Linked DNA regions of Mus musculus: region 1 is linked to region 2. The links are chromatin loops, found by intact Hi-C in ENCODE. Cell type or tissue: left cerebral cortex. All regions are shown on one strand. Links, peaks and the distances in the headings refer to the core of each region. The heading gives the core; the rest is flanking DNA.

Region 1 (16,148 bases), core at 4,568-12,567, 820 kb after region 2:
TGCTATAGTTTGAATCTGAAATTCCTCTAATAGGTTCAGGTTGTGAGCTTTCAGCACTTGGCCTATGCTGATGTTTTGAGGGCTGTAGAGTCTTGACAGTGTAGAGCATAGTTGATGAACATAGATCACTAAGGGAACCTCTAAAGCTGTTTCCACCCTCGGATCAAGGCCTGATCTCTGCTTCTAGGTCTATGCCATGGGAAGACACACTGTCACACACTTCCACTGTCCTGGGAGCCATTCTTGACACCGTGCTCTCACTGCTGTCAACTGAAATCCCTCAGGACTAGTGAGCCAAAATCCACCCTTTCTCCCATGTCCCTCTTAGACTTTTGCCACATTGATGAGAAAAGTAACAAATACATAACTTTCCCTTTCTTGCTTTCTGTCTTCTTATGACACAAAGTTGAGGGTAGAGTATGAAGAAGATTTATAAATAACATAGATTCTTGGACTATAACTAGATCAAAGGCAAAGATAGGAAAGGAAGCATTGTGTACATAGTTTGGATGTAGGAACTACACAATAACAGAAGATGTTAGTAGACATATGGTCAAAGCAGAGAATGACACTAATAAAGACACTGGGAAGAAATACAGTATTACTATTGCATTATTAAGATAAAACGGCCTGCCATACCATATTTTAAAACCCAATTCTCATTATACGACCACAGCTAGTTTATCTCTCTTCTTATGTGCAAGCAGAGATTCCAAAGGAACAAACAGTTCTCCCCAGTATTGATTTCCTTGTGACTTTACCAGTTTCAACCCAAGGTCCACAAGAAACCCTTGTGGATTCCTTTCCAGCTATCCAGAAAGGAAACCCAGTGTGGGAAATACCGTGTGAAGGGCTTGTGTGAGTCTGGTCTGCTAATGTTGTACTTTGAGATCTGGCTCAGAGCCATATCAACCAGAGTTTAGTGTTTTATCTTATCTCAGTGTTGGTTTTTCAGAACAAGAGGTTGCCAAGGTCAACATAGAATCACTTCAGCGCTCTTAAATGAAGAAGCTGTCCTGTTTTCATAGATGGGGTTTTGTCAGTTTCCCAAATATTAGTTGAACATATTTGTGTGGCTTCATTTCTGGGTTCCTCTCTATTTCATTGATTTGCATACCTAACCCTGCACCACTCCCAAGCTGTTTTAATTATTATAAATAAGAATTCTTAAAATTGATAGAGTTTTCTTCAACTTTATTTTTCTTTTTCAAGTTTAATTCTAACTACTCTAGTTTCCTTAACACCCGATGCAGTCTTTATGATCATTCAGCTTCTACTTCCAAGCATAGTATAGAGCCTTAATAGGACTTAACTATAACTTAGAATATATGTGTTTACTGTATTGAGTTTTCTGTCTGTGAATATGGCATTTTGTTTATATTTTATCATTTAAAAGCTTGTAGTTTTCCCAACATACATATTTTGTACATATTTTTAGGTTTATATTCAAATGATTTCTATTATATAGGGGTAATGTTACTTTAACTCTATGTATTTTATAACTCAGGAGAAATGCTGTTATGTGTTAAGCTTGACTTTTGCATAGTTAATGGTAGTCTATAGACACATGTTTTATTTGTATATGTTGATGGTGTTTTTGTGACATTGGAAACCTTGATAATTAGCTTTGGAAGTTGAACTTTGCCATGTGTATTTATTAGCTTTGGGATTTTCTACAAAAACAGCTTTCCTTCTACGTTTTTATTTATAGGTACCTTCATTGCTTTTGTATCTATGTAAAAGCTAGAAATCAGGAATGAGAGAAACCCTGCAATATTTGTCTACAATACACTTATTATGACTATCTCCAATTGCATCTATTTTCTGAAGAAAAAACCCAGCATAACTTTATCTTTCTTTATGGATTCCCAAAACTCATTGTGTGTATATGCCATGCTTTATGTATCTGTTCCTGTGTCTATATACACCTAGGTTGGTTCTTCAAGCTGGCTATTGAATACGACTGAAATCTATACTGATATGCACGTGTGGATTTGGAGACTAATTGACTAATACCCAGGAGCAGTATAGCTGGGTCCTATGGAAGAAGGCTCTCTTTAGGTGTTTTGGAGAACTCCACTGGTCATCCCACACATGAGCAGTGTGTGGTTCCTCTTCTTTATCTTTACCACCATTTGCTGCTGCTGCTGCTGCTGCTGTTGTTGTTTTAGTGACTGCTATTCTAACTACGGTGGGAAGAACTCGTGCTGTAATTTTAACTGATACCTCTCTGAGGGCCAGTGAGGATGAGCATTCTTTTCATATGTTTATTGGTCATTTGTCCTTCTTCTGAGGACCACATGGTCATTTCATTAGCCCAATTTAACCACTGGGTCGTTTGGTTTTTGTCATTGTTTATTGATTTGTTTATATATTCTAGATATGAATCCTCTGTCAGATATACAGCTAGCTAGCAAGGGGTTTCTCCCATACTCTAGGCTGAGAGTTTAGCAGTTATTACTGTGTAGAAATGTTATATAAGTTTCATGAACTTTATAATGTCATGAAATCCATTTGTCAAAGGTTGACATTACTTCCTAAGGGACCGGGGTTCTATTCAGAAAGTGCTTATTTATACAAGTATCTTAAAGTGGTCTTGTTAGTTTTTCCTCTAACAACTTCAGAGTTTTGTGTATTAGATCAAGGTCTTTGATTCATTTTGGCGTTTATTTGTGTATAGATCATAGAAAAGGGTATAGTTTTATTCTTCTATGTGTGGATACACATTTTTTGTGAGTACAATTTATTGAAGGGGTTGTCTTTACTCCAATGTACATATTTTGGCATCCTCATCAAAAATCAGATGTCTGTAGTAGTGTGGTTTCTATCTGGGTCCCCTACTGTATTCCATCAGTCAACGTGCCCATTTTTGTGCCAATATTATGCTGCCTTTTTCATTATCATGGCTCTAGTGAAATTGCACTGGAAAATCGAACTATCTTCAACATTGTTCTTTTAGCTTAGGAATGTTCCAATCATTCAAGGTCTTTTGTGCTTTGTTGAGAACTGCAGGGTTCTTTTCATTCCCTTTATGTGAAGAATACCTGTGTATATCTTTATTTTTGTTAGAATTTAAGGTGTGTGTGTGTGTGTGTGTGTGTGTGTGTGTGTGTGTGTGTGTGTGTGTGTGTGTGTGTGTGTACATGTGCACTTACCACTGCATGAATGTTAAGCTTGGATAACAGTTTGCAGTAGTCAGCTCTCTCCTTCTATCCTTCTATCATGTTGATCCTGGGACTACATTCAGGTTTTCAGGCTTCCCATGTGCACTTTTGTCTGTTGAGCACTTTCATCAGCCCAACAATGGAGTTTGAATGGAATTGCATTGAATCTATAGACTGCTTCCAGCATGACAGCCACTTTAACAATATTAATTATTTCAGTTCATAAGCGTGGGAGGTCTTTTTGTCTCCTGGTTCATATACAATTTTTCTATAGCATTTCAAAGTTCTCCTTTTTTAAGGCTTTTTATTAGATATTTTCTTCATTTACATTTCAGATGCTATCCCCAAATCCCCCTATGCCCTCTCCCCCTGCCCCCCATCCCACCCACTCCCGCTTCCTGACCCTGGCATTCCCCTGAATTGAGGCATATGATCTTTGCAATACCAAGGGCCTCTCCTCCCATTGATGGCTGACTAGGCCATCCTCTGCTACATATGCAACTAGAGACACAGCTCTGGGGGTTACTGGTTAAAGTTTTTGATTAGGTTTATCTAAGGTGATTTTTGATGAGATTTTGAATAAAAAGTGGTTTTGTTTGTTTATCAGATCTCTGAGTGTTCTAATGGAACTTTTAGGGTTTTTTATTTATAAAATCATATTAAAAATGACATAAATAAATAACAACAAATAATCTGCAAATACAGATATGTTGACTTATCCTTTTTCTACCTGTATGCCTTTCATTTCCTTCTCTAGTATCATGGCTTTAGCTGGGATTTCAAGCATTGTGTTGAATCAGAATGGCAGTCAAGTTGACTTCGTCCCCCAGATGCATGGGCGGTTCAACATATGCAAAACACATGCAGGAGAGAAATCACACGATCATCTCAGCCGACAAAAAGGTAATGCATCCTTGTGACAGAATCTTCAATGGAACCAACAACTGAAGTATACTATTTAATATATCATACTAAGTAAGAAGAACTTAGAGCATTTCCACTAAAATCAAGAGCAGGGAAAGGGCTCTGAACATGTTTAAAAGGCTTTTGTGCATCAAACAATATGATCATGTTGTCCTTCTTTTTAGCTTGTTGATACATATAAACTAATAAATATAGCAGTCCACATAGAATAAAATTCTTTATACACGACTTATTTTGTGTGAAACTGGGTGTAGGATTACAGTGAGGCCTGGGTTATGCTGCCATTGTGTCTGGTCTAATCATGAGCGTTTGACTTGCTTCTGGGTGCAGCAGTTCAGTTGAGAAGATGATTGTTCACGCTTCACTGTGTGTTGGGCTGATCTGGGGTTGGTCTTCAGTTTTAGGAATTTGAGCACATTCACAGACATCACTACTCTCCGTGTCCAGCTCGGTTGCTTACACACTAGTGGTGAAGTGTCTGACTTCTCTTACCGATGCTGCAGCTGGAAACCAAACCACCTTTATATGTTGCGCGATTCCAGGCCAACTTCAAAGTGCAGAAGAATGCCCACAAGGGGACAAGTTTCTTATGTGTTTTGGTCATAGTTTCACCAAGATTTTGGCAGCAAAACTGGGGTGTGAGGTGAGTATTGAGGTCTATAATCACTTTAGAATAATTATTGGGGCATATGAGGTTTTCCTGGATCTATTCTGTTCTATCTGCTGCCATCATTGCCACTAATTCCATGACTTCTTTGGGACTCAATAAATGTAGCACTTTCTCCTGAAGCCTCTGACAGATCTCCCTCCTCCCTGAAGCTGCCACATCTCTGAAGTACTATTTCTCTATAAGCTAGTCCCTTAAGATGCTTTGCATAATAGCCTATTTAATAGTCTGCTAGATAATACATTAGTTAATTTTACATATCAAGCTGACTAGATCATGAGATGTCTAGGTATGTCTGTGAATATTATTTAGGGATGAGATTAATGTCTAAATCTGTATACAGAGTGAAGTTCACTGTTCTCTCTAATGTAGTTAGGCCTCAGCCAATCCAATAAATGTCTAAATAAAACAGAAAGGCTGGGGCTTTCATTGATGAGAGGAAACTACTCCTGTTTCCTACATCAAGCTTAGCCTTCAGTCTGTTTCAGCTCTCAGGCTTGTAATGAGATTTTGGCTCCTTCTGCATCTCAACCCTGATGGTTTTAAGATTCATACCAACCATTCTCCTGCTCCTTGGGCTTTCAGACTCAGAAGAAAGCCACACCATTAGATGGGCTGTGTCTCCAGCTGCCAAATGACAGCCTTGAACCTCTTGGTCTCCATAAAACTGTGTGAGCCAACTCATATACATATATACATATTTGTGTCTTAATACATTTAATATATGAAAAGCAATAATAACAATAATGGTTATAGGTATTATTTATATAACAATAATGGTTATAGGTATTATTTATATACAAAGAATCTTGTATTGATTTTATTCCACTGACAAACTCTGAACAACACTGGCATGTTTTGATGGCACATTACTGGTGTTCTATTGTTTTGTTTTAATATAAGTGTGACAGCCTTCACATTAAAAGTATTCAACCTGAAGTAGATCTTCAGAACAATGCATATATATCCTTATATTAAAAATAGAGAAATGACATGCAGGTGATGGTAGGATAAAGTTGATGTATATTTGGTTGAGTTATCACATCTAGCCAGAGCCCTACTAGTAACCCAAATATTCATGAGTTTCAGAATCACATTCAAAATGTTAACAGTCAGGGGGAAAAAACCCATAATGAGCATTATTTTCAAAAGACTGTAAAATTCCTTCTAGGAGACATTAAGACCAGATTTGTTCTAGCAAACAGAATGAAGGCCAATGAGTTCCAAGAAGTCTAGTTTTAGCTTTGATTACCCCCTTCAGCAAGCATGCTCTGAAAAGCTACTGTGTGGCACTCACTGTTCTTGAGAGAGGAAAAAAAAAAAGGTTCATTAAACAAGGAAGACAGAATTTAGAATTTGCCATCTAGAAAGGGAAATCTAAGAAATCAATGGGAAAAAACCTGAAGTAAAAAGAGTGGAAAGGGTGAGCGATGCTGTTTCGAAGAATTGGAATAACTATGTAGTACAGCTTCGAGGAGATTATTAAATAAAAAGGGAGTTGCCTTGGATGATCTCTGAGGTAAGCTTTCACTGTGAGATGTTCTCACATCTTGGTAGCTTACATGCCTATGGGAACCAACGTGGCCTTTACTATGACCATTCAGTGACAGTTAGAAGGGATTGTTCTCTTCCTTGGGTGACAAAGCATGGGGTGAGTCTTCTCACTGTCAGCCAACCTTCTGTGTCACAAATACCCTGAGTCTTCCACGGAGTTTGCTATGTTTAGCATTCTGTTCTGTCATCTTCTATATAGTCTTATGTGCTTAGCGCTCTTCTGTCTCGAGCCACTGAGCCTTTACTCTGAATAGGAACCCTGTACACTTTATCTCAATTTTTTACCCTCTTTCCTCTCTAGAATGCCACTACCCCAGTATCTGACATCCCGGACTGTGTGTGTGTTTGTTTTGACAGTCTCTGTCCCCATCAACCTGCAAGATATAGGTGAGTCAGTACTGCAGGTGTGGCCATTTTATACTCAGGACTTAGCTCTCTTCCTGACACATGAGAAGGTACAGTGCATCTATATGGAGTCATGAGGACTGAATTAACTGAATCCAATACCTGGGGAATCAGGTTTGTACCTCCCAAAGTTAGAAAGGGGTTGAATTATTCCACCAACCTCCCCCCAAAATAGAATTTTTCTAGGACTGGGTTTCTTCATAGCCTTCCTTCCACTCTTGACTAGCTAGAACTGTGGAGGACGGGAGCTGGGAGGGGCCTTACAGCTTACCTAAGGCCTCCTTGGAGAAGAAAACTTCAACATACAGTCAGAAGGAAGCTATGAATATGTATGAATCCACGGATACATAAGGCATATTTTCAGAGCTGCTTTCTCAGAAATATTTTGGAAAACACACAAACAAATAAAAACAACCCTCTCGATCCATCCACCTTGGATTTGAAATGGATCCCAAACTATTGACTCAAAGGTAGCCAGGATGAGAAGGCTCTGTGTGTGTGTGTGTGTGTGTGTGTGTGTGTGTGTGTGTGTGTGTGTGTGTGTGTGTAGGGGGAGGAGGTGCTCTTTTGGTGGTAGGCCACTGACCGCTGAAAGCCTAGCCCTCATGTGCACACATTGTCCCCTGGGGCCCTGGTGCTGAAGGAGCCTGCCGGACCTGCCTTGTGGGGCTGGCCGCTGACAGCTTCTGACTGTGCTGCTCACCACAGTAACTTTCCGAAACCTCCCACAGTGGGGCTGGGGGAGGGGAACCCAAAAATCCCAAATATAATTTAATTTCCAGGGCAAGGATTTTCATGTTTAAAAAAAAAATGGCCAAGCCTTTCAGAGAGGAGAGACTGCTTTCTCTTGCATTACCACACTGCCCCCTTGAGCATTCGGCTGAAACCCTGCACAGAGCCAGGCTTCAGCCAAAGTCCATGGTAGAACAAGCTCTCCACGGAACAGAACCAGGAGACAGAAGAGAAAATGAGCATGGACATACACGACGAATACCATGGTTCTCATTGAGAAGTTGAAGAGAGATCATCTCAACCTTAAGAAAATCAGGTAATCCCTTGTCCGAGGTATAAAGAAAACGAGGAGGCATTACATGGCAAGCCAATGAGGGGTCACGGGAGAGGAAGGTTTGGGGTCCTTTGGGACTTTCTAACCCAACTCAGCCTTATAGAGAAGAAATGTTAAGAAATCTGTCAAGAAGGGATCACGAATTGAGATGAGATGAGGAGAGACAGAAGCAGACTCCAGCCCAAGGCTGGATGATGAGCAAACAGAACTGTGTGCTACAAGCATCCCTTAGTTTGGGAATTGCACAGAGATGTTCAGGAAGTCAGAAGTGTACCTATGGGAGACCCAAGGGCACAAATCTAGATAGGTACATGGAGAGAGAACATCAAGATGATTTTGTATCTCTTTATAAAACATTTGCCTTTTTTATCTTCAGGGAAATGAGAAGATGTTTAGTGGATTTCCTTCAGGTCAATGAATCTTAGATATAATCAGAACACATTGCAAAGGACCAAGAGTCAAGCAAAGGAAGACAGATCTGACGGAATCAGACGATGTGGCATGATACACGAGATGGTGCATTCTGTGTCCCTAATGTAATGAATGGATCCTTTAGACTTCCTAATACTTATCATTGTGTGATAGGCTAGTGCAGTTAAGATAACTTGACTTTTAGCAGGTTTACAGGATAGTGATACCTTAGCAACCAGCTTCTGGGATTTGTATACTCTCTCGTGGACACTAAACAATTCCATATTCTTTGCATTTTCTTGGCTTCTCAGACATGCCCATTCCTACGAGCTACCCAGGACCCACCTTATTTGTTCACTTCATGTCCTTTAGCTGATCTGTAGTATACCCACATCTTCCCAGGGCTGATCTTTTTGTTCATCAGAGCTATCAAACACCCCAGCTTCAATTCTTTTGCCTCTCCTTTGGAAACAAAAGCCCCTGACATAGACCGCTGCAGAGTCTGATATCTACGGAGCACAGAGCCATAGAAAACTGAAAATAGAACCAGAAAACATATTTATTCTTTCCCTCTGAGTACTTCTGCAAGGCAGGAATGATGACGCAGCCTCACTGGCTGGCCATAAATTGTCCAATTTCTTCACGCCTCCTAGCTGACGCCAAGCTGTCACCAGGATCTGGTCTTGATCTTTCTAGTCTGGCGCTTCATTTTTTCAAACTCCAGCCTGGCTCCTTGCAGGCCCTTTCTGATTAACTTGAGATCTGGAGTTCCTCACTCTAATTCTGCCCATTCAAGAAGTGATGTGACAACACATTGTTTCCTGGGACATCCACAATCTCAATGAAATGAAGGGATGGAAAAACCATGTAGCTTAAACCAACACAGTCCCTGTTTGCTCTGAGACTTGTCAGTCTGCCCGTATTACAAGTGGCCAGTCACTGTGGACTTTCCTGACCGTTTTGTTTTAATGTTATGACCCGCCTGCTACCCCTAACTCCCTTGTCTCCTCTGAATTCTTGTGTGGCCTTTTATTTCAGTGTTGCTTATTTTAGCTATTGTTTTCTGCCTGCCACTTCCTCCCCAACACCAAAACTTAGCTCTGCAGCACAAAAACATTTGTGTCTGTTTTGCCTGGTAAAAATAATTAAAGAGTTTATAAAAGTGGTTTCTAGAAGATGTGCTCAACAGATGTTTTCTAAATACGCAAGAATATATGTGTTTATACATCTGTGTCCACATGTATATATACATGAACACTTACATTTCAATAAGGAGAACTAGCCAGATAGTCAAAGAAAAAGAGAGGTGCGTGTGAGTTTGCAAAGTGTGCACAGGGAAAGATCTAGATGAGAGAGAGAGAGAGAGAGAGAGAGAGAGAGAGAGAGAGAGAGAGAGAGAGAGAAACAAGAGTGAGACTCACTATGTTCATGTCTCTGGTCACAATGGCTTTAGGAATGTAATTTCTTTACATTCCTAAAGCTAACCACCACTGTCTACTCTCTTATTTGGCCAATTCCTCCTCCTGAGGCTGACTATCAAGGTCCATCTATCAAAGTAGTAACATCCAGCAATCAAAAGCCCACTTTGGTTCACCTCATTAACATGTCCAATCAAAATACACTACCACATCCTAGCCCATTCTGACACAGACCTCCCCTTTGTCTCTTCTTTTAAAACATTGCCCCTGCATGGTCATTTGCTTCTGGTTTTCTGCCTCAGTCAGAAGGCGGCCACTTTAACCTCTCTTCCCTGCTTAATGAAGGATTTCTCTGCAAAAACAGGTGTTTGGGTATGGTTCATGCCTAATACAGAGTCACAAGGGGAACCTCCATTGTACAGGGGTTCTCCTTTGGTGTCCCCTCCTTATGTGTGGTATCAGGGGGAGGTTCAGAACTATCTGTCCATATAGTACACTCCAAACCATAGACCTAGTCATTGCTTTTAGTTAGAGATGAAATAAGACAGAGTTCTTCTCAATGCTAAGGGTTGACTTGCGGACCTGTATCACAAATCAGCTCTAAGACAAGCTCAGTAAAAAGGAACTATGAGGGAATCTCTTTATCAATTGTTGGTCTTAAATCCTGAGCCATTGGTGTTTTGTTCAGGAAACTGACTCCTGTACCAATGTGTTCAAGGCTATTTCCCACTTTCTTGTCTATGAAATTTAGTGTATCCAGTTTTATACACAGTTCTTGATCCACTTGGACTTGAGTTTTGGGCAGGGTGATAAATATGGATCTATTTTCATCCTTCTACATGAAGAGAATGCAGACATTCAGTTAGCTCAGCACCATTTGTTGAAGATGCTTTCTTTTTGTCCATTGTATAGTTTTGGCTTCTTTATCAAAAATCAAGTATCCATATGTATGTGGGTTTATTTCTGAGTCCTCAAGTCAATTCCATTGATCAACCTGTGTGTTTCTGTACCAATACCGTATAGTTTTTATCACTGTTGCTGAGCAGTATAGCTTGAGGCTAAGGATGGTGATTCCTTGTAAAATAAATTTTATTCTACAGGATTGTTTTGGCTATCCTGGGTTTTTTGTTTTTCTATATGAAGTTGAGAATTGCTCCTTCAAGGTCTATAAAAATGTGTTGGAATTTTGTTGGGGGATTGCTTTGAATCTGTAGATTGCTTTTGGTAAGATGAACATTTTCACTATGCCAATCCTATTGATCCCTGAGCATGGGAAATCTGTTCATCTATGTACTCACTTATAAGTGGATATTAGCCATAAAATACAGGTACCATGATACACTCCACAGACCCAAAGAAGCTAAACAAGAAGGAAAGCACAAGTGAGGATGCTTGAATCTCACTTAGAAGGGGGAATAAAATAGTCATAAATGGAGGAAGGGAACTGGGAGGGAGAGGAGGAGGGGGTTCAGTATCTGGTATGGGGAAGGACGGGAGAGATGGCCAGATGGCCATGAGAATGAGTGGAAATGTGCAATTAACTGGGGTGGGAAGGTGGGGGGGGCATCTCCAGCATGAGACAGAGACCTGGGATAAGGGAGGCACACAGGTATCAATGGAGTGACCTTAGCTGTGACTCACAGCATTGGGGATATCGAACCTGAAGAGGCCACCTCCTGTAGCCAGGCAGAAACCCCAGTGGAGCAATAGGGACACCAAGTCATCCACAAAACTTTCAACCCACAAATTATCCTGTCTACAAGAACTACAGGGATGGAGGATGGAGCCCAGAGTGAGAAAATGGCCAGCCAATAACCGGCCCAACTCGAGACCCCTCTCATGGGCAAGCACCAAACCCTGACACTATTAATGACGCTCTGTTACACTTGCAGGCAGGAGCCTAGCATGGCTGTCCTCTGAGAGGCTCCACCCAGCAGCTGACTCAGACAAATGCAGACATCCACAGCCAAACAGTCGTTAGAGCTTGGGGACTCTTATAGAAGAATAGGCAGAGTAGTACTCCATTGTGTAAATGTACCACATTTTCTGTATCCATTTCTCTGCTGAGGGACATCTGGGTTCTTTCCAGCTTTTGGCTATTATAAATAAGGCTGCTATGAACATAGTGGAGCATGTGTCCTTATTATAAGTTGGAACTACTTCTGGGTATATGCCCAGGAGAAGAATTGCTGGATCTTCTGGTAGTACTATGTCCAATTTTCTGAGGAACCGCCAGACTGATTTCCAGAGTGGTTATACCATCTTGCAATCCCACCAATAATGAAGGAGTGTTCCTCTTTGTCTACATCCTCACCAGCATCTTCTGTCACCTGAATTTTTGATCTTAGACATTCTGACTGGTGTGAGATGGAATCTCAGGGTTGCTTTGATTTGCATTTCCCTGATGATTAAGGATGTTGAACTGTTTTTCAGGTGCTTCTCAGCCATTCGGTATTCCTCAGTTGGGAATTCTTTGTTTAGCTCTGTACCCTATTTTTTAATAGGGTTATTTGATTTTCTGAATTCCATCTTCTTATATTAGATATTAGTCCCCTATCTGACTTAGGATTGGTAAAGATCCTTTCCCAAATTCTTAGGCAAATGTATGCATCTGGAGGATATCATCCTGAGTGAGGTAACCCAATCACAAAAGAACACACATGATATGCACTCACTGATAAGCAGATATTAGCCCAGAAACTTAGAGTATCCAAGATACAATTTGCAAAACACATGAAACTCAAGAAGAAGACCAAAGTATGGATACTTCACTGCTTCTTAGAATGGGGAACAAAATACCCATGGAAGGAGTTACAGAGACAAAGTTCAGAGCTGAGACAGAAGGAAGGACCATCGAGAGACTGCCCCACCCAGGGATCCATCCCATATACAACCACCAAACCCAGACACTAGTACATATGCCAGCAAGATTTTGCTGACAGGACCCTGATATAGCTGTCTCTTGTGAGGCTATGCCAGTGCATGGCAAATACAGAAGTGGATGCTCATAGTCATCTATTGGATGGAAAACAAGGCTCCTAATGAAGGAGTTAGAGAAAGTACCCAAGAGCTAAAGGGGTCTGCAACCCTATAGGAGGAACAATAATATGAACTAAGCAGCACCTCCCAGAGTTGAGTCTCTAGTTGCATACGTTGCAGAGGATGGCCTAGTCAGCCAACAATGGGAGAAGAGGCACTTGGTCTTGCAAAGATTATATGCCCCAGTACAGGGAAATGCCAGGGCCAGGAAGCGGGAGTGGGTGGGTTGGGAAGCAGGGCGGGAGGAGGGTGTAGGGGGCTTTGGGGATAGCATTTGAAATGTAAATGAAGAAATTATCTATTAAAAACAATGTTAAAACAGGAAAGAAAGAAAAAGAATAGGCAGAGAATGGCTGTGAGCTTAAAGGGATAGGAACTACACAGGAAGACCAACAGAGTCAACTAACCTGGACCCTTTGTGGCTCTCCGAGACTGAATCACCAACCAAAGAGCATACACTGGCTGAACCTTGGACCCCCGCACATATGTAGCAGATGTGCAGCATGGTCTTTTTGTTGGTCCCGAACAATTGGAGCAGGGGGTGGGGGGATGGGGGTGGAGCTGTTCCAAAAGCTGTCGCCGGTATATAGAATATGTTCTTCTAGCCGAGCTGCCTTGTCTGGCTTCAGTGGGAAAGGAAGTGCCTAGCCTTACAGATACTTGAAATGCTAGGGGTGCAGGATACCCAGGAGGGCCCCTACCATAAGCTTAGAGGAGATGGGGAAGGATTTTTGGAGGGGGGTGACCAGGAAGGGGACAGTAAGCAGAATGTAAAGTGAATAAGTAAATAAGTAAGTAAATAATTAATTTTTCAAAGAGAAACTGTGTGTGAAGATCCTGGTAACCTGAGATACAACTGTGTTACTCTAGGCCCACCCCAGTCTAACGAGTTGAGCACTCTAAGTCTCAAGCTAGGGTTTTTGTGGAGCCCCAGTATCCCTTCCTTCCTTCCTTCCTTCCTTCCTTCCTTCCTTCCTTCCTTCCTTCCTTCCTTCCTTCCTTCCTCCCTTCCTTCCTCCCTTCCTTCCTCCCTTCCTCACTTCCTTCCCTTCCCTCCCTCCCTCCCTCCCTCCCTCCCTCCCTCCCTCCCTTCCTTCCCACAATCTAGTCTCTACTATGGAAGCTCTGGACTGTGCTTCAAAGCTTATGTTCCTTTAATGGGGTTGCTTTGGTAGTGTTCTCTGCAAAGAGCAGCCAGGGTTTAAATAGATTTCTTTTCAGCAATCTCTGTGTAATGGTTGCAAGTCTCTCTCTTTTACTTTTTTTTTTTCAGTCATGCAGGCAGCACACACACACACACACACACACACACACACACATCATAGATCATTTTTCTATGGCCTTAGTGAGCACAGTATTCATCTCTGCTGGTGATGGATTCATGTGGAATAATTACCTACTTGTTTAGTCAACTACGAATTGAAATTATACCTGCTTCTTTTATCTTTTTCTAGTAAAGGTGCACAAAGGTGCAGCTTATTCCTCTTCCCTCTGGGAAATCTACATATTCATGTTGTATTCAATGTGGGTGTTGCTATGGTGATGATTATGGCTTTACAGTTAAGTACCAAGAAAATCAGTCGCAAGAAAAATAGTTTTATTTATCATCCAGCTGCGTTCTTTCTCTTCCTCTCTAGTCCCTATGCCCTGGCATCTGACAAGATTCCTTGCTACAAGTGTAATTTAGCTTTGACCTTGGTCTGGGTGGCCACTTTGAGCAATTGTGGGTAGTTCAAAATAAACTGAAGTTTATTGTGTCATTTCTTCCATTGTTTACTAAATTATTTAAGTGGTATATGATACTAGAATGATTGATTTTTCTACCTGTGCTCTCTTGCAGATCGTCTGTGTGCTTCCTTCTCAACAGGATGACAGCTTAAACCAAAGGCAAGTTTTCCCCTTTCCCTCTGTTCACACTGTCCTGAACACGAAAGCTCAATAGATCCACCACTCACAGAAGCATGTAGGATAGATCGAGAGCCTGGCCCAACTCACTGTCTCTGTAAGTACTGCTTTACACCCATTTTCATTATTTTAAAAAATACTAGTTGCTTCAGAGACTGTGTAAAGTGCAACCCATAGGTTACTGAGAGTGAAGTGCTTGGTTCATACTACATAGTCAACAAGAGGTCTATTTTGCTGTTTTTCTTTTTAATTCTTTAAATTCACCACCACCACCACATCATATCATCATCATCATCATTATATCAACATTGGGTATTGGGGGTGTGTGTGTGTGTGTGTGTGTGTGTGTGTGTGTGTGTGTGTGTGCATGCCATGGCACTTTTGTTGTTGCCAGAGGACACCTTCATTTCAGGAGTTAGTTCTCTCCATCCGCCATGGGTTCCAGGGACTAAGCTTAGGTCACCAGGCACTTTTACTGTCTTAACCATCTCACTGGCCCAGCCACTTCTCATTTAGCAGATAACACTAAGGTTCTAGAAGTTCTAAGGTTCTGAACTATAGTGATGAGTGGCAATCAGTGTTAAATGTCCTCCTAGAATGTGCACAGGAGGTGGGGTGGAAGTGTGGCATAAATGAATAGACCCCAGTGCAAAATCAAATTGCCCCAAGGGTCACTATGGTGCTAAATGGGGCTTGCTGTGCACAGAAGGCAAAAGCAGCTTCCTGACCTGAGAAGTGAGATAGGAATTCAAACTATACGGGGGTGGGGGAAGTATACGGCAATGGGGACCGCAAAATTAACTGTGACTGCAACAGATAAAGGTGAAGATGACACATGGGTACAGCCCGCCCTTGAAGGGATTTTCTGGCTGTCTTACCTCTTTCTGCCTGGACTCTGAGAACGAGAGCAGTTACCACCAGACTCCAGATAAGAGGTTGGTCAATGCAGTTTCACTTACTGTCTGTGCTCTGATGTGGAGCTTAAGCCAATGTGGAGTAGGGAGAGGGAGGACAAGTGGATGGATGGAAGGACAAGGGACATGGGTGGCTCAGAGGGAGGAGCTGCCAGTGGATTTATAGCACTAGATCAAATAAGTTGTTTCCCTCCAACCTTCCCGCCTTCACATTCTGAATGTGTTAAGTTGCAAGAGGACCTTCTGCAGAAACAGTAAAGTATGACCGTCCTCACTGTGGAACTCTGTCCCTCTTCCAAGAGAGGACGAGATCTGGTGGAGTAGTGGATATTTAAGAGTAAACAAACAATTTAGGTCTAGGATTTTTGAGTTGGTGTCGAAAAAAACAGAAAAGAGGAACTAGGGAGAATATTGATCGAAAAACCAAAAGATAGGGCTAGTTGGCCAGATATGCAAATCAGGGGGCATGTCCAAGTCTACTTCGTATTGCTCTGATAAAGACCACAACCAAAAGCTACTTGAAGAGGGCTTATGAGGCTTACATGTTACAGATTGGCGTGAAGAAAAGCCAAGACAGGAACCAGAAGGCAGAAGCTGAAGCAGAGATCATGGAGTTTGCTTTCTTATACACCCCAGGATCACCTGCCCAGGAATGGCACCACCCACAATGGGGCGGGGCTC
Region 2 (16,148 bases), core at 4,104-12,103:
CCATCACCACCATCACCACCACCTCCACCATTACCACCACCATCACCCCCCCCACCATCACCATCACCACCACCACCGACATCACCACCACCACTATCACCACCACCACCTCCACCATCACCATCACCACCACCATCACCAACCCCCCCATCACCACCATCACCACCATCACCACCACCATTATTCTAACATTATTTTCTCATTCCTTTCTTTTCCAGCAAGCAGGCTGACAGGCAGTGATCCAGAGACTGCTGGGGCAGAGAGAAGCTTACCTTCTATTTAATCTGAAGCCTTAGAAACAATGCCTTCTGACCTCAAGAACACGTGGCTCTTAGTGAGCAGGCCGGAAGTTGCCTTGGGGGGAAATAATGAACATGTATTCTGCTCCATTTTACTAACCCGTCTACATTTTGAAAACTAACAGCTTGAAGCTCCTGACGGCCTTCCTGCCAGTTCGCAAGTGTAGGCAGAACGCCAGACCTGCCTTAGAAGAGGGAAGTGCATCACGTGGGGCTGCTGAGTTTCGGGTCATCTGCGTTTTCCTTTCTTTGCTGAACTAATAAAGGCCAGTGCTTAGTCTTTCTGTGCATCTCTTTCCTATGAGGAGAGTACTGGAGAGTGAATTCCCTTGCTCATCTTTGTAAACCAAGGTCCAGGAAGCATACTAATCTTTATTTTTTAAGACTAATTTATCTTTAGTTTATGTATACGAGTGTTTGACTGTATGTACACCATGTACTGGGGAGACCAGAAAGAGGATGTTAACCCCCAAGAACGGGGGTAATAGATGGTTATGAGCCTCAGTGTGTGTGTGTGTGTGTGTGTGTTTGTGTGTGTGTGTGTGTGTGTGTGTGTGTGTGTGTACATTGAGAACTGAACCTGGGTCCTCTGCAAGAGCTGGAGGTGCTCCTAATTATTGAGCCATCTCTCCAGCCCCTATACTCTTCTTCAGTCTATGAATGGTGAGGTGGTGGGTAAGTGTGCCTGCTGCTCAGCCTGATGACCTGAGTCTGATCCCCAGGACCTACATGGGGCAAAAGAATTGACACCTGTAGATCATCCCTCATTTTGCACAAGCATGCTGAGGCATGCACACTCCCACTCATGTGCACAGATAGGATAGGCATGCACATGGAATAAATGAACATGTAGTGAAGGTGGAAAATGAAGGGGAACATGAACTCAAAGAAAATATTTGCCCAAGGTCATCCCAAAAAGAACCATCAGACAACTAAATGCAAACCTAGTCCTCCTGCAGAGGAGACGTTTCCTGTGGAAAGCTGGGTGCTTCTCTGTGCCCCACAGCCCTCAGCTGTACCTCGGTCCCAGAATTAGAGACTAAATAGTGAAAGCTGAAGCAGGGCAGGGGAGTTGCCCTGAGTGGTGTCAGGGGTGGGCCTGTTTAGGAAGAGAGTTACTGGATCTCGGCATATCAATGTGAAAGAAAGCCGGCAGGACAAAAATGGAGTCCCCTGTGTCAGCCCTACAAAGACAAAACAGTAAATAAAACTGGTAGCTTGTGCGGCAGGGTTTTCCCACATGATCGCCTGATAGTAACTGTCATGAAGAAATCTAGTAGACCTCAGACAAAGGCCACTGAAACCGTACACAGGAAGTTCTTGTGGTGGTTTGAATAGGCCTGGCCCCTATAGACTCATGTGTTTGAATGCTTGGCCATATGGAGTGGCATTATTAGGAGGTGTGGCCTTGTTGGAGTGGGTGTTGTAGGCTTATATTTTTCACAACCTACTTTAATAAGAGTTCAACCTCCTCTCTAGCCACCACCCACCAGAGGTAGTGGAAAAAAAAGGTTATTAGGATACAGGGGAAGCAGACCTGTTTAGAGATAGTTCTTGGGGCGATTCCAATCTTTGTTAGTCCAGTCCAGTAGCAAACACCAAACATGAACCGGCAGCTGTAGTTCAGTCTACTCGGCAGACACCACACATGAATCAGCAAGACAATTCAATCCAGGAGAAATCACGAGCGTGCGTGCGCACACAGACACACACACACACACACACACAGACACACACACACACAAAGATGTAAGAAAAAAAGTAAAAGTGGATGGACATTAGGACTTCTAATTGCCTTTCTTTTTTTCTTTTCTTTTTTTCTTTTTGGTTTTTCGAGACAGGGTTTCTCTGTGTAGCCCTGGCTGTCCTGGAACTCACTCTGTAGACCAGGCTGGCCTCAAACTCAGAAATCCACCTGCCTCTGCCTCCCAAGTGCTGGGATCAAAGGCGGGCGCCACCACGCCCAGTGAGAAATTGCCTTTCATATTTCATTTTTCATTTAGCCAGCACAGCCTCTAGCCGGGAAGTGAGTTTGTTCTTTTAGATGCTTAGAGATAAATATGGTCCCCGTTCAAATGATCTTACTACACACTGGGAGAGACATATATGCATTCAGAGAGCTGTACTATAGGTCAGGAGTTGGCAGACATTTCTGGGAAGGGCTCCAACACCCTGTCTCAGTGGGAGGAGGCACACAGTAAATATCTGCTCAATTGTGAATCCTCTCCCTGTCCTGTCCCACCCCAGCTCAGCCTTGAATTGCAAACCTTTACGCTGGTAACACAGAAGCATGGTATTGTTGGATGTGAGATGTTCCCAGAAGACTTCTGTACTGGGTTGGAGAGGTGACTCAGAGGTGACTAGTAGAGTTGACCAGATAGCATGCAGAAAGTCCTGGGTATGGCCACTAGCCCTCCATAAAACTGGGTGTGGTGGCTCATGCCTGTAGCTCCCACAGGAGCTAGAGGTGGGGGGGACCTGAAGTTCGAGGTCATCCTCAGCTGCACAGTGAGTTTGAAGCTCAGCTTAAGTTGCACGAGACCCCTTGATAAAACCACCAGCGTGGAATGAAAGGCTTGATTGACAGCTAGTGGCACAACTTTAGAAGTCAGTGCCTACCTGAAGGAAGTGGGTCACTGTGGGCAGGCCCTTGGAGTCTGCATCTGGATGTCTTGCCCCTTCCTGAGCCTGTAACTTCCCTCTGTAACATACAGAATTTAAGACCCTGCTTGAGATCTCTCAGTATGAAACTGAACCCCCCTCCCCCCAGGCCGTGCTCTTCCTCCAGATGTCTCTTTTCTCTGAGACTCTTCTTTTGTGGCTGGATGTAATGCATGCAGCCATGTTCTTCAGGCACGGCCCTGGGGAAGGACAGATGTTGAGTCACACATGCAAACTCCCAAGCCACACCAGTCATCTGAATCAGTGGGGTTTTCCAGGAGCATTTGGAGTTTGGGAACCACAGACCCAGAGCTTCCTGGAACTTCATGAAAGGGACTGAGTGTGTTGGGGGATGTGGATGCTCATTCTACCATTCACATCCTAGGAAATGGTTTCTATATTATATACTTGGCACTGCTCTAGGTCCAGGGATGTGATGAACAAAATACACAAAGCAGATTGTGTGTGTGTGTGTGTGTGTGTGTGTGCGTGTATACACCCCCCCCCCCAGAAGTCAACCTCTTTAGTAGTTTGCCATTGTCTTTTTTGAGGAAGCATCTTTTGCTGAGCCTCCATCTCACTGATGGACTGGTCTGGCTGGCTATCACGCCTCCAAGTCTCCACCTTCCAGAGCTGGGATTACAGGTGCACACTGCCTTATCTGCCTTTTTTTTATATGGCTGCTGGGGATCTGAACTCAAGTTCTCATGCCTTTGCAGCAAGGGATTGACTGTTCAAGGTGTCTTTCCTGCATCTGAAGGGTGGTTTGTCTGTCTGTCTATCTATCTATCTATCCATGCATCCATATCCACCCACCTGTCTGTCTGTCTGTCTTGCATATATGTCATGCTGTGAACCTGGAAGTCAGAGGACAGCTTGCCTGAGTCGGTTCTCTTCTTCCACCACATGGCCTCCATGTACTGAACACAGGTTGTCAAGGGCTTTTCTCTGCTGAGACCTCTACGTAGCCCTCTTGAAACCAACAGAACTCAGTGGTGTTTCCTACTAGCACCAATGTCTCATTCCCACCATTCCGACACCCTGAGGAGACCCTATGTCCCTTAAGTGATCACTCTCTATTTTCCTTTCTTTACAGTACTCAGCAACACCTAGCTGGTTGTTAGGTATGGATTGGGTCTATTCTGGATATTTCATATCCATTGACTCCTATAATCATTTTTGACTGACTTCTTACACATAGCATGATTTCAAGGATATTATTGCTGTAGCATGTATCACTATTCCGTTTTGGGGCCAACTAATATTCCACTGCATGGCTGTATATCCCATTCCACGTTCATTAATTGACAGGCATTTGGGTTCCTCCCACTTCTTAGCTCTCCTCAGTGGTATAAACAGTCAGGTACATGTGTTTGTTTGGATTAACTGTTTTCACTTTCTTTGGGTCTTTACCCAGTGTGGGCATTGCTGGGTCATATGTGATTTCTATTGAGCTTTGTTGATATTCTATGTGTGCAAATTGTGTGTGTGCGAGTATGTGTGTGCACAAGCACGCGCAGCCACACACCTGTGTGTGCTCAATGGATTGCCACCACAGGACCACCTTTGGTGTGTGATTCCTTAGGAACTCCACTCACCTGGCTTTGAGTCAGGGTCTCTCCTATTAGGCCAGAGCGGCTGGCCAGTGAGGTCCATGGATCCACCTGTTTCTACCTGTCTACCTGTGATTACAAGTGAGTGTGCCACTGCCCTGCAGTCAGCTTTGAAAATAACAACCCAAAACCTTTCTTAGTGGGTTTTAGGGATTGGACTCAGGTCCTCAGACTTGCAAGGCAAACCAAACACCTTTCTGACTGGGCCCTCTCCTCAGCCCTATATTGAACCTTTTTTTTTTTTTTTTTTTTTTTTTTTTTTTGAGACAGGGTTTCGGTTTCTCTGTGTAGCCCTGGCTGTCCTGGAACTCACTCTGTAGACCAGGTTGGCCTCGAACTCAGAAATCCGCCTGCTTCTGCCTCCCGAGTGCTGGGATTAAAGGCATGCGCCACCACCACCTGGCAGTATATTGAACTTTTTTGAAGCACTCTTCTGTAGGGCAGCTGCCTCATTTCTCCCTCCCAACAGCAACACATGAACACGGGGACTTCCCCCACGACCTTGCCAATAACTTACTATTTTCCGCTTAAAATAATTAAGCACTCTCCGTGGTCGTGAAAGGGAGTTTGTTGGGATTTTGATCTCCATTTCTCTAATGACTAATAATAATTCTGAGCACCTTTCCATTTGTTTATTGGCCAATTCTGTATCTTTTGGGGGGGAGGAATCTCCAAGCATTGTGCTTGTTAAAAATTTCAATTTTTTTTTTTTGCTGTTGATGGGCTAATGTTTCTGTCATGCTGAGAGCAAGCTTATTTGGGGCTAGCTCAGCTTACTTGAGATGGCTCAGCGGTTAAGAGCACTGATTGCTCTTCCAGAGGTCCTGAGTTCAATTCCCAGCAATCACATGGTGGCTCACAACCATCTGTAATGGGATCTGACGCCCTCTTCTGGTGTGTCTGAAGATAGTACTTATACACATAAAATAAATAAATAAATCTAAAAAAAAGGGGGGGGGGAGAACAAGGCTTACTAAGGGCAGAATTTTGGATAAGTTGTAGAATGTTCTCTGTCTTGGTTTCCTCTTCTATCCAGTAGGGATAATGGTAGAACCTACTGGCATGGGTTCCAGTGGGTGAAGCTTTAGGACCCCCCCCCCATGGCCCATGGCAGGCTTTTGCTGTGTAACAGACACCCTTATTACACACGAGCTGAAGCGACCAAGGATGACTGGGCACTACCAAGATTAATAACTGCTGGGAAGCGATACTGCCGTGATGCAACCGTGGGTAACTGGAAGGCTATTTTAGGTTGGCTGCACAGGGAAGGCTTTTCGGAGGAGGTGACACTTGAGCTGACACCGGAATGACAGGAAGGAGCCAACCTCGTGAAGATCCATGTACAGGAAGGGCACTCTCGGCTGAGGGAACGGCTCGGGTAAAGGTCTGCAGACAGGAACAGGCCTTACAGAACAGCTAGAGGGTGTGTGTGTGTGGGGGAGCAGGTAGCTGCGTTCCCACCCTGTGAGGGGCCTGACTGACAGTCACAGAAAGGGTAGACAGCTTGCTTGGCTCAGGGTGTGCAGGCTCTCTGCTCATTACCCAGGAACCTTGAGGCACTGACTGAGGCCATTTGTTAGAGACTTGCATTTTTTTCAAGGAAAAAAAAAAAACCCAAGGCTGGTGGGATTCTGAGTTGTCTCAGTGGGCCGAGGGGCTTTGCGGCAAGGCTTACGGCCCGAGTTCAATCCCTGGCACCCACATGGTGGAAGGAAAGGACAGACACCTGCAAGTTGTCTTTTGACCTCCAGATGTGGGTTACAGCACACGTATACCTTCCCCTACTCCACAGAGACATACAGTACATGGTGAAAACATTAAAAAAAAAAAAAAAAACCCGAGTGGTTCTATTTACTTCTGTGTAGTAAGACTTCTATGAAATGAAAAATGAAGGAGAATGGATCCTGGTTTCAGATGTGCCTCAGGGCAGTGTGTGGGCTGAGCTGAGGTTTCCCTCACCTCCTTCGTACTAGCTCCAAGATGAAAGAGAGTGAGGGTGTGCTCGACCCTCCCCCCCCCCCCGCAACTCCCCAGAGTATGAGGTCTGTTTCCCCCTCAGCATTATGGTTCCCGGAGCTCTGAGCCGCCCCCCTTGCTCCTCCATTTTGCTAGAACCTTCTCTTCAAACTTTGTCTAGCTCAGGTTTGATTGAACGCCCTGCATTGCCAGGCCTGAGGCTCTGAAAATGAGTGATGTTCTGTGAAGCCAAGGACCCACTATGCTGCCTACTGCACATCACTTCTTTCTATGGCTTCATCCTGCATTGTTCTGGTCCTTACTCCTTGGGCTTAAAGGGGACACACGGAGAAGAGCTTGGGAATCTAGAGCCCTGCCACACCCTGCCACGATCTCTTCTTTGTTGGTATCTACCCACAAACCATAGAGGCAAGTGCAGTGGCTGAGAGATAGGCTACCTGGGTTTACTGCTGGACACATCCTCCCTTAATTATTAAGCCTTTCTAGGTCTCAGTTTGCTCATCTGTGAAATGGTGGTATAGTTCTAACTCCGTATAGATGGCACATGGATAATTTAAAAAGTGTGTGTATATGTGTGTGTATGTATACCTGTGGTTCCCCACCACCCTCCCACTAATGCTGGGTTTACAGGCGCACCTGGATCCTTTTTTTTTTTAAATTATCTTTTTCATGTATACATGTGTGTGTACATGGGTGTTTGCATGTGTGGAAGCCTGAGAAACGTCCTTAGAGACTCTCCACTATATTAATGGAGGCAGGATTTCTCACTTGAACTCAGAGCTCACCCACAGGCTAGCCAGCTCCCTCTGGAGGTCACCGGTAACAGGGGGTGGGGTGGGGTACCCACCTGGCGTTTCCGTGGGTTCTACCTTATCAAAACTCAATGTTTGGACGGCCAGTGCTTTAATCACTTCAGCACTCTTTCTGGTTTTCACATGGGTGCTAAGAGATTGGAACTCAGATCCTCATACCTGAGCAGGAAGTGCTCTTATTCACTGAACCATCTCCCCAGCCCCGGGTTATATGGGGGTGGGGTGGGGTGAGGGTGGGGGGGGACGACACACATTTATCTTTTCTTTTCTTTTCTTTTCTTTTCTTTTCTTTTCTTTTCTTTTCTTTTCTTTTCTTTTCTTTTCTTTTCTTTTCTTTTCTTTTCTTTTCTTTTCTTTTCTTTTCTTTTCTTTTCTTTTCTTTTCTTTTCTTTTCTTTTCTTTTCTTTTCTTGGTCTTTTTGAGACAGGGTTGCTCTGTATAGCCCTGGCTGTCCTGGCACTCACTTTGTAGACCAGGCTGGCCTCGAACTCAGAAATCCACCTGCCTCTGCCTCCCAAGTGCTGGGATTAAAGGCATGCGCCACCACGCCCGACTCACACTTACCTTTCTTATGAACTCCCCCAGAATTTAGAAACCTGCTGAGCCTAGGAGCCACTCCTAAGGTACCTAGGAAATTGTTCTCTGGAATGGTCTAAAGGAGGGAAAATTGCTTCTATTGTTCAGAAGGAAAAAGGGAAAAGGAGTGTGTGAGTGCACGTGTGCATAAGTATGCTGGGTCAGGTGGTGGAGACACAGCACGGGCCACACCCACTCAAGGCGCACTCGGGGATTGCCTGTGACAAGGGCTAGTTTACTGAGCAAGGGTGGGCCCAGGACTGTAAGGGCTCGGCTGGCCACTAGGGGTCAGTGTGTCTCCGCTGCAGGCGCCAGCGGGCGGCTCACCTGATTGTTGCAGACTCCTGCTGACAGTTCCCCCTCTTGCTTTGTATTTGGACAAAACAAAACAAACAAACAAAACAAAAAATCACCACCACTGCAGCAGCAGCAGCAGCAGCAGCAGCAACAACAACAACAACAGAAAAAATTTCTCTGTTGCAAGGAAGAGAGTCTAAATAGCCTAAATAACACACTTTCTCTTTGAAGGAAAATGCAGAAGGTGGTTAAACTGGCTGTCTTTAGCGTGCCTGGGCGGAGGGAGCATAGCTCCAATTGTGGTTTCTGGCCTGGTTATCTTGGTGCCTCTGAGGATGACACGGGGGAAGGGGGTGTCTGTTGAATTCTTCCTTTTCTATTTTCTGCCTCAGCGAGGAGGAGGGTGTTAATACCGCTTGGCAGTTACATGAAACCGAGGCGGATGGTGACGGGGTGTGTTAACAAACAAGGGCAGGAAATAGTGTCATATTTTCTGGAGAGCGAACCGCTCCCAGGAGACAGACTACAGGATTCCACCCGAGGAGACTCTTGGAAGGGGCGGCGGGGCGGATAAGAAGTCCTGCCTCGAGCGAGCTTCCCTCGCCTTTCACTTTCTGGTATCTCCGTACAGTGACACATTCGGTTTTATCCCCAGTCTGGCTAACTAGACAAATCACTGGGCATAAAAAGAAAACTATCCACTTTGATCTGGTTTCGTTTTGGCAATTAGTTATCCCTTTGTCAAGAATGGCCTCTGGAAATAAGACTTCAGGGCCGGAGCTTGGAACATACGCAGAATCTGGGCTGTGTTGATTTTTATCCTCGAGTCCAACCGCTGGCTGGCCAGGTGGGACAGGGATAAGCCGTCTCCTTGCCTCGGCTTCTTTGTCATCCTCCATCACATCTTTTCTAGTTCTTTAAGAATTCCACCTGCCTGCCATTGGGTTAATGATGAACTTTCTCTGAACTTGAATCACATACAGTGAGCACCCGAAGACTGGCTAGGCTGCCCCATTCTCTTTTTTTTAAAGATTTACTTATTTTTATTTATATGACTACACTGTAGCTGTCTTCAGACACACACCAGAAGAATGCATTGGGCCCCATTACAAATGGCTGTGAGCCACCATGTGGTTGCTTGGGAATTGAACTCAGGACCTCTGGAAGAGCAGTCAGTGCCCTTTAACCACTGAGCCATCTCTCCAGCCCTGCCACATTCTTCTTTGTATCTCAGGTACGATGCCTGATACATTTTCATCGGCAGTAGGGAATAACAACAACCACAACAATAATGATAATAGAAATATAGATGAAAAGATTAAAGAACAATAGCCTTAATTCCTCTACTGCAACTATTGGCCAATGCATACCGAGTGAATTCCACATCAACTGGACTCTCTCTGCTTTCTCTTATTTCACACGGATACCAGGAGATCCGGCCAAGGATTCCATCTTCCCATCATGATCACTTTATAGACTGGCGGGTGGAGCCTGGGTGTGTGTTGGGGTAACTAGTAGACCTCCAGTTCTAGAATCTGGCAAGCACCAGGCAGGGCTGCAGACCTGGCCTCTCATCATGTGGCAGGTCTCTCCCTTCTGGGACAGCTCTGCTGCACCTGCATTCTATACACTGCATGGAACACATGCTCACGTGTGTGGCTGGAAATCCTATGAACCTTTCCGTGCTCTCCCTACCAAGACTAAGCTTCTAAGGCTAGGGTGATGGCTGCAGCTCTCTGGAGAGAAAGGATGAGTCAGAGCTGGGATTCAGGCCTGACCTGAAAAGATGGCCACAGGGGCTGGGTCTTCAGAGACACTGGACATAGAATCTGCAGTCTTTGCTGCCATTTCTGAATGGCTTGTCCCTTTACATTTATTGAGAGTCTTACACCTTCCTCTTTTTTCATTTGCAAAGTAGATGTTTCCATAAAAACCCAACAATGCAAACCAGGCCTGTTGGTGAGGGTCTGTAATTCTAGCTACTCAAGAAGCTGAGGCAGGAGGATCCCACGTTCAAGGCTAGCTAGCAGTGAGCAACTTCGCAAGACCTTGATTTAAAAATTAAGAAAGAAAAGGACTGGGAGCCAGGCTGTGGTGGTGTGTGCCTTTAATCCCCAGCTCTTGGGAGGCAGAGGCAGGTAGATCTCTTGAGTTTGAGGCCAGCCTGGTCTGTATAATGAGTTCTAGGAAAGCCAGGAAAATCCTTTGAAAACCCAAAAGGTGTGTGTGTGTGTGTGTGTGTGTGTGTGTGTGTGTGTGTGTGTATGAGTTCACTGGCACAGTGCACCCTTAGGGTGTAAGAGGCTCTATGTTCAATTCTCGGGGCTGCTAACCAAACCCAAACTCAAACAATACACAAAACCAGGCTCTCACCCCTCTGAGGAGACAGACAGTATTGAATGTTCTCACCTGAGTCTTTGACGTCATGTGTCTTTTTGAAATGGCAGAGAATGCCCATCTAAGGCTCGGTACTGAACATATTCAGGGCATAGCTACTTTGGGTAGACACACACTCACGGGTGACAAGGCCAGCAGGCCTCTCCGGATGGATAAAAATACTTCAGGAGGGGAAAGCCAAGACCAAAGGCTCGGGTCGTCCTGCTCCGCCGGCACCAGCTCATGTTCTTCCTGTGTGTGAGGCAGTGTGACTGATACGGAGTCCTTCCTGAGAGCCCGGGAAGCCCACTACGGCCACATTTTTGTCAGTGTTCCCAGTAGTGTCACCAGATACCACGTTCTCCCTGTGGCCAGAAGGCACGCTATTGCCTTCCTGGAGAAGGCGGACAGGGAGGAGGCCTTGATCTTGGAGCGAATGAAAATGGATCACTTGGGGTTGGGCGTGTGACCCTGGTCTTGGGGTTGGTGACTGCTTGGGAGTAGCTCTCATGGTTATTGCTTGGTCTCCCAATAATATTCACGTGGCACTGCTAGCTAGACCCTTGGGTAGTGCAGGAGCTGTGTGGACACTCGTGACTGTTTGTCTCCAGGGAAGCTGTAGCCTGCTTGAGCCTGCCTGATGAAGTGAGGCCTTGTTGTACCGAATGTTGAAACGGAAAGAACAGGGGGCTCGGGATGCAATGGGGTTTACAGGTGTGTGTGTGTGTGTGTGTGTGTGTGTGTGTGTGTGTGTGAAGGCCTCTATCTTAGTATCCCAGAGGAGTGCTAAGCTGAATAGCGAAGAATGATCAGGAGCTAGCCAGGCTGTGTAGAGGAAGCAGTTCGCTCTAGGCTTGTGATACTTAGTCCAGCCCATCCCCCTTTTCTACATATGTATGTAAACACATGTGTGGGAGTGTATGCATACACATGTGTACAGAGGCCAGAGGCCAGCATCAGGTATCTTAACTGTTCTCTACCTTCTTTTTTGAGTCAGCATCTTATGTAGCCCTAGAGTTCCTGGAATTCTGCACACAGACCAGACTGGCCTTTAACTCACAGAGGGCCTGTACAGGCTTCTCAAGTGCTGGGATTAAACACAAAGCCACCACAGCTCTCATTTTTTGAGTATTATAAAGGTTTATTTAGCAAAAAAAGTTTCATATAAAGTGTATATGACCCCATTTGATGCCATTAGTAAAACAAGCCCTTCGGGGAGGAATATGGGTTTCTCTGCCGATCAGTCCTCATTTAAGCTTGTGTTGAGGCTTCTAAACGTGACCCACTGTCTCCTTGTTTGACTGCCATTCCAGTGTTAACTGGACTGTCCACCAGTTGCCACGCTCATACCTTCATCAATCACAAGATTCGCCAAGGGATCAAAGTCTAACACCACTCCTTAGATTCTTTAGCCTCCATTTTACTACATTGCTAACTTCTTGCTCATAGATTTCTTCAGCAGGGAAGGTGGGCCTTGCTCCCAGAAGCCTCATGGGTGGGCCTAGCTTCAAATCGGTGGGTGGCTTCACTTTCCCCTCTACCTTATTTATTGATTTATTTATTAAGATTTATTTATTTTGTGTATATGAGTACACTGTAGCTGTCTTCTGACACACCCGAAGAGGGCATCAGATACCATTACAGATGGTTGTGAGACATCATGTGGTTGCTGGAAATTGAACGCAGAACCCCTGGAAGAGCCATCGGTGCTCTTAACCGATGAGGTGAGCCATCTCTCCAGTCCCGCGTTATAATTTTGAGACAGGGCCTCCAACTGAATTGGGAGTGATCAGTTTTGATTAGATAGGCCCCTGGGAGTTGCTGGTTCCTCCTCTTTCCACTTCCCTGAAGCTGGGATTACAGACAAACCCCTCTGTGCCCAGCCTCTCAACGCAGTCTCTGGGGGACTGAACTCAGGCCTCTATGCTTGTACAGTAAGCACTTGACTGAGTCATCTCCCCAACCCTCTAGCTTTGTTTTATGGGAGGTATTTATCTTCTCAGCTGACCTGGCTTATACTGGCCACTGACATGATGCTGTGAAAAGACTTTGGAAGTAGATGTATTTGAGTAAGAAGTTCCACACCAACGACGGCAAATCTGCCAAGGTGGTAATGAATGGCAAAGCCCGGACAGATGATTATAGAATTTTAAAAAGGAATTGACCACCCCTGGGTGGTCTGCCATCTTGGTTTGCCTCCATTTGTATTCCTGGAGTATAGAACTTCCCGTGAGAACTGGGAAAGCCCCAGCCATCTGGGATGAATTGGTCAGTCTTGGAACTCAGTGAAACTGACCAGTCATCGTCACCAGCTGTCCTAAGTCCAAGCAGTACAGCTGGTTATGCTTCGGAGTCTCCAGGGGACATTGGGACATAGGAGGGAGTCAGTGGTCTCTTCAAGCGGCCGTGACTAATATGGCTGAACTCTTTTACCCGGTGATGAGGAAGCCAAGGAGTGGGAAAGCAGTGGACCCTTTCAAGGGTGTGCAGAGTGTGGTGGAGTGGGCGTCTGTAGTTAAATAATTAATAAATACCGGCGCCGGGTTCCTCCCTGCCTTTGACCATCATGTTCCCGAATGAAACACACATACAGCCTTATATTTTAATATGCCGTAAGCAGCACAATAGCTGGGCAACTGCCTAACCTCCATGCTGTTAGAATCCACTTTCCTAACGATAACTTCGAGTTACTTCTTACTAATTTCTATGTTCCATCTTGGCTGCTCTTGACCCAATTGAGCAGCCCCCTCTCGGCCATGTTCTGGCCATGTTCTGGCCATGTTCTCTTGACCCTTTTACATGTCGTCTCTCCTCCCTCCTGCACGGTCTTCTTCTTCCGTGGCAGCTCTTTGTCTCCTCTTCCTCAAGGTTTGGGGGGCGGGGCGGGGGACTTAAACCCCGCCTATCTCTCTTCTCCCTAGCCATTGGCTGCTGGCATCTTTATTTACCAATCAGAATTAACTAGGGGCAGGCTCCCAGCCACTAGGTGGGGCTAGAACTTGGCATTCCGAGAAACAGCAAAAGACAAAACCTTAACAGGAGCCCACTCTGTTTCTGTTTAGTTTCAGTTCCTCTCCCCGCCCCTGGACTTCTAGCTAGGGGTCTTTATACACCTCCCGTTCCTTTTGACGCTTTTGTTGCTTTCTGGGTAACTGTAATGATGCTAGAGCGATTGACAATTGGATGAGCTTTGTGTGTCTTAATCACCAAACTTTACAATGGTGGGCACTACCGTTATTTGATTTTGATCCTCCGAGAACCGAGAGATGCAGGAGTTAAGCCACTTGCCCAAGGCCATCCATCTAGTCTGTCAGAGGTGAGACTTGTAACCCAGGCTGTCTGGCTCAGGAGCGTGTGGGACCTTCTGTCTCTCTGCTGATTGCATCTAGCCACGCTACCTTATGAAGCATCTTTTCCGGAGCCTGCTGCCTGCCTGGCCTCATATAATAAATACAGTGGGAAGGGTTCGAGAGAAACATCTCAGGATCTGGGGTTGAATTCCAGCTCCAGCATCCGTTCAGAATGCACAGGCCCAGAACACTGTCAACACCTGTCACAATGAATACCCTGCTGGGTTGTCATAACGACCACACCCAAGTCTCTATCAAAGAACTATGTAGACCACCAACTTCAAAACAAATATTAGTTTCTGTAAGCAGACAGGGTGGGAGGAGAAGCTGGCTCAAGGATTAAAAAGGAAGTGGGAAGCCCACCATGTAAAGACAGCAGCTGACCATTGAAAAGATCTTAATTAGAAGTTTAGAGGGGGAGGGGTGATGGAGAGATGGTTCAGTGGTTCAAGAGTACTGGCTGCTCTTCCAGAAGATCTGGTGTTCTTTTGGTCTCTGTGGCACAGGCGCATACACACCCACACATCCACACCACCCATATACACAAAATGAAGTCAAACAAAATAAAATACATTATAGAAAATGTCTAGACAGGGGTTGGGAAGTAGCCCAGTTGATATAGTGCCTGCCTCACATCTTTGAAGCCCTGGGTTCAATCTCTAGCATGGCATAAAACCCTGATAGTGGATCATGCCTCTACAGAAGGTCAGAAGTTCAAGGCTATCTTGGGCTACACGAGAGTCTGTTTTATATCAGACATATACAGCTGTGATATAAATGGTAAAGGCTCAGTTTATGTTTGTTGGACGGGTTAAAAAAAAAAAAGAGGGGAGGTGGAAATGCTGGGCCAAAACACAACAAAACAACTCCCAAACAAACCCGAGCAAGGCTGCCGTTTACAGATGAGAGTCCAAGTGACTCACACCAGCCCACGCTTGCTGCAGCTCCCCACTCAGTCCTTCCCAGCAGCGGACTTTGGACTTTACGCAGAGCCCCATTTCCCACCTTTGGCGTGGTAAAGATTATGCGATGTATCCCCCCCCCCCATTGCATCACGTGGGCTCTTGGCTGGAAAGCTCTCACTCACCGTCAATGGTGGAAGGTCCTGGTTGAAGGGGAATTGAGTGCAACTACTTAGAAGATGGTGATTTGTAGTTCCCCACCCCTGCTGAGGAGTGAAAGGCTGGTAAAGGAGCGGGGAGTGTCTTGAGCTCAGTGGGAGAGCACTTCCTTGGCGCTTGGCTTTAATCTTGGGCTGTAAAGGGGGGTGGGGAGTTGCTAAGTGTGGCTGAGAAATCTTCCTTTAGTTTCAAAACCTCTCTGATCCTTTCTGTAGGCAGAAAGATGGCATTCAGGAACCCTTGTAACCTGCCTGATTCAGTCCTCACAGTATGCATGAGCCTCTCTTTCGGCCAACCCTATAAACTCTTATCACTTTAGTCAAAAGGCCACCCCATAGTGAAATTCACCTTTTTCCGGTCTTCTTCCTAATCCCCTTCAGCAAACAAGATACTTATTGCTAACAAAGTTTCCTTCAGAAGCCCTGAGGCCTAGAATTTGGTTTCTGTTTTTAGGTGCACAGAATGGCCCCTTCTTCCACCCCCAGCTTCTAGGGTCTTATCAATGAGGACTGGTAAAGTCTATCAGAATGTGTCTGCTGTTGAAGCCTGGAATAATACTTGGGTGATGAATTTACGGGGTCACTGGGAGACCCTCTAATTTCTGGGAAATAACAAGGTGTGTGTGGCCACGTTGTGTAAAATGTCCTCTTTTATACCCCAGCTCCATGCCGTGGATTGTTTACTTACAGTCTGAGGGTATATTTACCATCCAGGCAGCATCCCACTCGGTCAAAGAAATCTACTCAGAGTAGGATGTGTTGGGTGTCTCGCCTTTCTAAAAATGACAGTCACCTCTTTTTAATTTTTTTTTTAAATAAATCTTTTTAGGTGCTATGTTCACAGTGCAAATAGCTCAGAAAGGATACTGGTATCGAGTCAAAGTTTAAGTCGGGGCAGATGTGTTGCATGGAAACAAGACTCTGTCTCCAGCTTTCTCAAGAAAGGAACAGCCTGTCTCCTGGGTTCCCTCAGCTGTGCGTCCCTGAAGCCAAGGTCTAGGGACCAGAGTACCGATTTGCTGAGGAAGCGTCCCCTGGTGTTCCTGTGGCTCAGCGTGTCACTCCCA

The links. Peaks named below come from ENCODE experiments on the same cell type or tissue, not always from the same donor. Only the 100,000 strongest peaks of a DNase experiment are listed, where the experiment ranks them.
Region 1: it touches region 2 in a loop (3-fold over the local background); 4 of 42 quality-filtered maps call a loop at or near these places.

The regions. Positions count from the first base shown.
Region 1 is chr11:89,913,876-89,930,023 of GRCm38, forward strand. No RefSeq gene overlaps it. Among named protein-coding and RNA genes, the nearest start is that of Gm34677, 37 kb to the left of the region's middle. In left cerebral cortex, for the core only: a CTCF peak has its summit at 7,585; DNase peaks (open chromatin) are centred at 7,009, 7,524 and 8,882.
Region 2 is chr11:89,092,462-89,108,609 of GRCm38, forward strand. It overlaps Gm525 (predicted gene 525), which reads left to right. Exons shown (of 4, transcript NM_001033266.2): 4 at 425-603. Among named protein-coding and RNA genes, the nearest start is that of Gm38759, 21 kb to the right of the region's middle. In left cerebral cortex, for the core only: a CTCF peak has its summit at 8,219 (motif pointing right); DNase peaks (open chromatin) are centred at 8,244 and 8,637; H3K4me3 peaks cover 1,151 bases; H3K27ac peaks cover 324 bases.